Linked DNA regions of Homo sapiens: region 1 is linked to region 2. Evidence: chromatin contacts called from ENCODE Hi-C or POLR2A ChIA-PET data. All regions are on one chromosome and are shown on one strand. The core of a region is the stretch at or near the end of the contact, and the rest is flanking DNA. Distances in the headings are between cores, read along the strand shown.

Region 1 (2,877 bases), core at 281-2,780, 34 kb before region 2:
TTGAGTCCTGTGTTAGACAGCAAGCCAAAAAGGGTGGGGGCATCTTAGTAAATAAAAGGAGACATAAAACCTACCACCAAATTCCTCCGCTTCCACTATTCATTTTGAAGACTTTCATGTTTAGTATTTAATGGGTACAAATATAATTGATCACTTTAAGTCTTTGTTTATTTGTACAGATTTAAAAAACAACCAGAACAGCTGCCTCTCTGCTGACTCTGTGGGGTAAATGTTCCTGGTCAGTGACCTGAGAGCAATGTAGACCCATTTAGAATAGAAACTTTCCTCTTCATACTTTAATGTGGCTTCTTAGAAAAGCATTAAAATTTGAGCCCTCTCTGGAATCACCTGTTGTTACTAGGAGAACATTGCCCTTGAAGTCAAGCAGGCATCTCAAGAAGAATTGTAGGAGTAGAAAGGGTACGTTTTTAGAGTAACCTTTTGGTCGTGTTACCTTTGGATTCTGTTATGTTCAATACACGTTTACAAGAACCTATTATTGAGATGGCTTATAAAAATTAAGTAACAAAACTGATCCATGTGAAGCGCCTAGCAGAACACTCAGAAAATGAGGGCTAATATAAATGCCAAAATGTATATTATCACTAAGGTAACAAGTATTTATATAGAAATTTTAGAAAATTCGGATAACAGCAAAAGTAATAAAATCACCTGCAATCTTATTCCACAAGATAATCTCTGTTAATGGTTCCAGTCATTTTTCCTAAGGAAGTTATTATAATAATAATGATGGATTATATAATTACATTTTGCAAGTGCTTCATGATACCAAGATAACCATCCCTGAAAAATTTGGTGTAAAGAGTCTAAGAGATTAAGACGTTAGTGTATTCTGCAGTGAGTTAGCTCTATGACCTCGAGTGCTTCTTTTGTTCTCTGGTCTTCATTTTTACCTCTATAAGTGTATAAGTAAAGCTATGTAATCACTAATGACTTTCTCCACTAAAAATCAAAATTAGAAACAAAAGCCCTATTATCTTTCTTTCTCTTTGTTTCAAAATTTCATCCTGGTATTCGGAGATATAGACAGGAATGAATTGGCTATTGTTGAAACTCTGATTTCTTAAAAAAACAAAAAGTAAAATGAATTCTTATATACATTTAGATTAATGGTAATGTGTACAGAGTGGTAAACACACACAAGCATGTACATGCACACACACATATTCTTGGAGGTACTAGTCACCAATAGGTCAAAAAAGGTACTCATATGTAAGACTGACACTGTTTCAGGAATCAGAGAAGCCATTTGCACTTGGTCTTTTAACTTGTCAGTGAAAAATTGATGAGTTGTGCCTATACAGGCACTGAGCTAAGGTCAAACTACCCTTGAAGAGACAGGAAGAAAGAATAAGTGATTTATAGATAAGGCCGGTAGCCTTGGCACCAGGAGCTTTTGTTTTTTTTAGCTCTAGTCACTGAGAGAGGAGTGCGCCTCAGCAGGCACAAAGTGTTCCCCAAACAATGATAGACACACGCCAAATTGGAGCCCAGCCAGGTTCCAGCTACCACACTGAATCCCTACTTGCTGCCCATAGGCATACACAAAAGGCAGGCCCAGGTTGACACAGCCTCCCAGGTAAGGACCAAAGCTGCTATTTGTCATCACTAAACAAATGGGCCATTCTTTCTCCTGCTCTCTAGCAATGGCAGTGAAACTTGCCTAGAAAAAAAATAATGGGACAAAAAAACAACTCAAAATTCTGGGCTTTAGGTAAGAGTGAACTCCCTCCCTTCAACTCTATTACATTAAGAAACATTGCTGAATTCTGCTAGTTACTTTCTCTGTCATCTTGAGTATATATTTTTCTAAATAGTTATATAAACATTAACCTAGTAGCTGTTTTCTAATTATGAAAATAATTCTTGTCATTGTAGATGATGCAGAAAATCAGAAGAATCCAAGAAAGAAATTAAAAGGTCTTCATAATTCGGACACTAGAGATAGCCACAATGGTCATTTTAGTGTGTACAATTTTGACAATTTTTCTGTGTGTGGTGATTGTGTATGTGTGTGTAGTGTGGACACACAGATGAGTAGGTGTGATGAATCACTGTTTTCCATAATTGGAAACATATCATACATAATATCTCCTACTGTTTTACTCAACATTACATCATGAACATGTTTGCAGTCATTAAGTTATCATAAAATTGTGAAAATAATATCTTTTGAGTTATTACAAGTGTTCAATAAATAAATGTAAAAGGATGGTCATGGTGGCTCATGCCTGTAATCCCAGAACTTTCGGAAGCCAAGGCAGGTGGATCATCTGAGGTCAGGAGTTTGAGACCAGCCTGGCCAATATGGTGAAACCCCATTTCTACTAAAAATACAGAAATTAGCCGGGCATAGTGGCTCATGCCTGTAATCCCAGCAATTTGGGAGGCTGAGGCAGGCAGGTCATGGAGTTGAGGCATTTGAGACCAGCCTGGCCCACATGATGAAACCCCGTCTCTACTAAAAATATACACATTAACTGGGCGTGGTGGCACACGCCTGTAATCCCAGCTACTCAGGAGGCTGAGGAAGAGAATCACTTTAACCCAGGAGGTGGAGGTTGCGGTGAGCTGAGATGGTGCCACTGCACTTCAGCCTGGGTAACAATAATGTAAAAGCTCCTATATTGTGGCTTCTGGCTGATAGTAATCACTGAAATAATGTTAACTTCATTAGAATCCAATCAACTTGAAATATTTCTTTCTGTTTTAAATACCCAAAACTATATAGCAAAACTGTCCATGAAGAGATGGGAGAATGATGTTGCGGAATATCACAGGCTAAAAAGCAGTGACCCTAGCTGGCTGATATTTCCTCCCATCTCGTCTTAAAGAATGTGCCAGATTATACTTGAG
Region 2 (2,749 bases), core at 16-2,515:
TCCATTGTCATTTGCAAACCCTTTCATAAACACCTGACTTCAGTCGGCTACCCTTCTAAACCATGGTTGACGTTGGTGCCAATGTTTTAAATAAAAAATGCAAATCTAGTTATATGAGTTCCTTGCTCAGAAAAACTGATTATGCTTTGATTGCCTACGGAGATAAACACTTTGTTTTTTTTAACTTGGTATATAAAACTTTCTGAAGTATTGCTTCAACACAAGTTTCTAACATAGTATCATGCAGTATCACTTGAAAAGTTTGCTATTTATTTATTATTTAACTAATATTATCTCAACAAAGAAAAACTAAAACATTTCTCATTTCTTCTATCCTCTTCCCTCCAGGAACAGAGATTAAGTAGGCCTTGGATTATCTAGCTCCAGGCTATTTTCCTCACTAGAAATAACTGGTAGTTATTTTGCACTTCTTGTCTCCAAGCTGAAGGTGGAGCTGATCTAAATCTATTCTCACCATGCACAGTCAGTCTTTTGGAGGGTTAGGCCTTTGAATAAATTAGGTTGAATTATCTACATGGAAGGCCTGGGGACTGTACAAGAGCAGAGTAACCCCAGAAACTGGTTAGGTGTTCTTTTCTTAACAGCTTGATAGAAAATAATCATGTGTTCCTTTAGAAGCTATGGTCAAAGGACTACAGCACTGGAGGACAGTTGAGGACCCCTGTATGTTATATAAATGCAAACCATGAAGGTCATTGTCACACTCCACCAAGAACACAATGTCTAATAAACCAAATAATGCACTAATACTAACAAAAGTAACCCAAGACTTAAGACCTCTCCATATGTTCATATTACTTAGGGTTACGTAATTTCCAGAAGGGGAAAAGAGTCCATTAAAAAATTGATGATTAAATGACACCAGTTAGAAGGCAGAATAGGAAGTCCTAGTCTTCATTCTCCACAGAAATATTGATGTAACAATGATATGCAGATCAAAGTACAGTTACAAGAAGTCTAAAATCAAATTAAGAGATTGTAGTACTCTAACCAAGCACAAAACTGAGAACAATCACATTGAAATGAGTAAGAACAATTTCACTTTACCCGTGTTAACCTTTCCCCGAACTGGCACAGTTCAGTGCTGAGGGAGATTGTCTCAGTCTGCAATTTCTCTCTCAGGGGAAAGAGAGATCGGCGTGCCCATGAAATATCTCTGACCTTTTTGTGCACTGCCTGAGAGGCTGGTTTCTGTCTTGCCTCACGAACACCTGTGAAACTGGCATAGTTCAGAGCTGGCACAGCTCTGCAAGATTGAGAAAAAGGGCAGAAACTGAGGCCTTACCAAGGCCGAAGGGAGAAGAGTAAAGCTTACCTCCAATGCCCTGGCCTCTCCGTGTGTTGCCTGAGGGGCCAGCTTTTGACTCAACCCACACGGACCACTGACAGAATTGACACCATTTGGTGAGGCTTGCTAAGAAAAATGGAATAGGGGTGCATAGCTTGCTGTTTGAGAGACCCTCAGAATCTCTACCCAGGCTTATTGGTGAAGGTTTTCACTATTGAAAACACTTTGTTAAGACTGGGAAAGGTGGCTGCTTATGCAAATGCACAGACACCAAAGCAAAGCTACAGGGAATAGAAAGAAACAGAAACATGACATAAGCAAAGAACAAAATAAATCTTCACTAGCTGACCCTAAAGAAGTGAAGCCCCATGAATTGCCTGTCAAAGAATTAAAAATAATAACCTTAAAGTAGCTCAGTGAGTTACAGAAGAACATAGACAACTAAATGAAACTGGGAAGATAATACATAAACAGAAGAAGAATATTAACAAAAAGAAAAGATAAATAAGAACCAAACAGAAATTAGGGAGCTGAGGAATAAATATCAGAAATGAAAAAATTCAATAGAGGGATTCAAGGGCAGAAATGATCGAGCAAAAGAATTAGTGAGCTTCACACCAGGTGCCTTGACATTATCTAGTCAGCAGAAGAAAAAGAAAACAGAGAATGCAGAAAGTTTAAGGAACTTAGAGGATATCATCAAGTGAACCAATATACACATTTTGGAAGAATCAGAAGGAGAAGAGAATGAGTAAGGAGCAGCAATTTTTTAAAAAGAAGTAATGGTCAAAAACTTCCCAAATCTAGGGAGGGAAATGGGCATGAAAATCCCAGAGTTCAAAAGGACACAAATAGAATGAACCCAAAGAACTCTACCCCAAGGTATAGTATATTCAAATGCCAATAGCCAAAGTCAAAGAGAAAAATAAGAAGAAGAAAATGACTCATCACATACAAGGGAACATCTATAACCCTATTAGCAAATTCTTCAGCAGATATCATGTAGGTCATAAGAAAGTAAAATGATATATTTAAAGTCCTAGGGGTGGGCAGGACCTGCCAACCGATAATATTGAACCTGGCAAAACTTTCCTTCCAAAATGAAAGAAAGATAAAAATATTGCCAGAGAACCAAAACTGAGGGAGTACATCGCCACTAGAATTGTCTCACAAGAAATGTTAAAGGAAGCTCCTCGAGTTGAAATGAAAGGTTGCCAAGCAGTAACATGAAAATATAAACCTCACTAGTAAAGACAAATATATAGACAGAACAGAATACTATAATAGTGATAAAGTTAAAATACAAAAAGTATGAAGAATAACTGTAACTACAGAAATATATGAAATGGATACACAATCTAAAAATATCTAATAGTGATATCAGTAACATAAAGTGTGTGTGCATTGCGGGGGAACTAAAAATGAACGGTTTTTCTATGC

The links. A loop is a pair of places that touch in the nucleus more often than their neighbours do. ChIA-PET counts read pairs that join two places held with the same protein, here RNA polymerase II (POLR2A). Pooled maps may share reads with other maps.
Region 1: a map of heart left ventricle shows a loop between it and region 2 (11-fold over the local background). The contact joins two enhancer-like sites. A Hi-C loop is called at or near these places in 8 of 168 maps with a recorded cell type or tissue (Right ventricle myocardium inferior, cardiac septum, heart left ventricle and 2 more) and 6 of 50 pooled maps. POLR2A ChIA-PET finds 5 or more read pairs at or near these places in 1 of 52 experiments (OCI-LY7).

Annotation. Positions count from the first base shown.
Region 1 is chr3:190,806,509-190,809,385 of GRCh38, reverse strand. No RefSeq gene overlaps it. Among named protein-coding and RNA genes, the nearest start is that of GMNC, 55 kb to the left of the region's middle. Within about 2 kb of position 1,530, at least 5 of the 41 ENCODE cell types and tissues checked have a DNase peak (open chromatin) inside an H3K27ac peak, as active enhancers do.
Region 2 is chr3:190,772,572-190,775,320 of GRCh38, reverse strand. No RefSeq gene overlaps it. Among named protein-coding and RNA genes, the nearest start is that of LINC02013, 75 kb to the right of the region's middle. Within about 2 kb of position 1,265, at least 2 of the 41 ENCODE cell types and tissues checked have a DNase peak (open chromatin) inside an H3K27ac peak, as active enhancers do.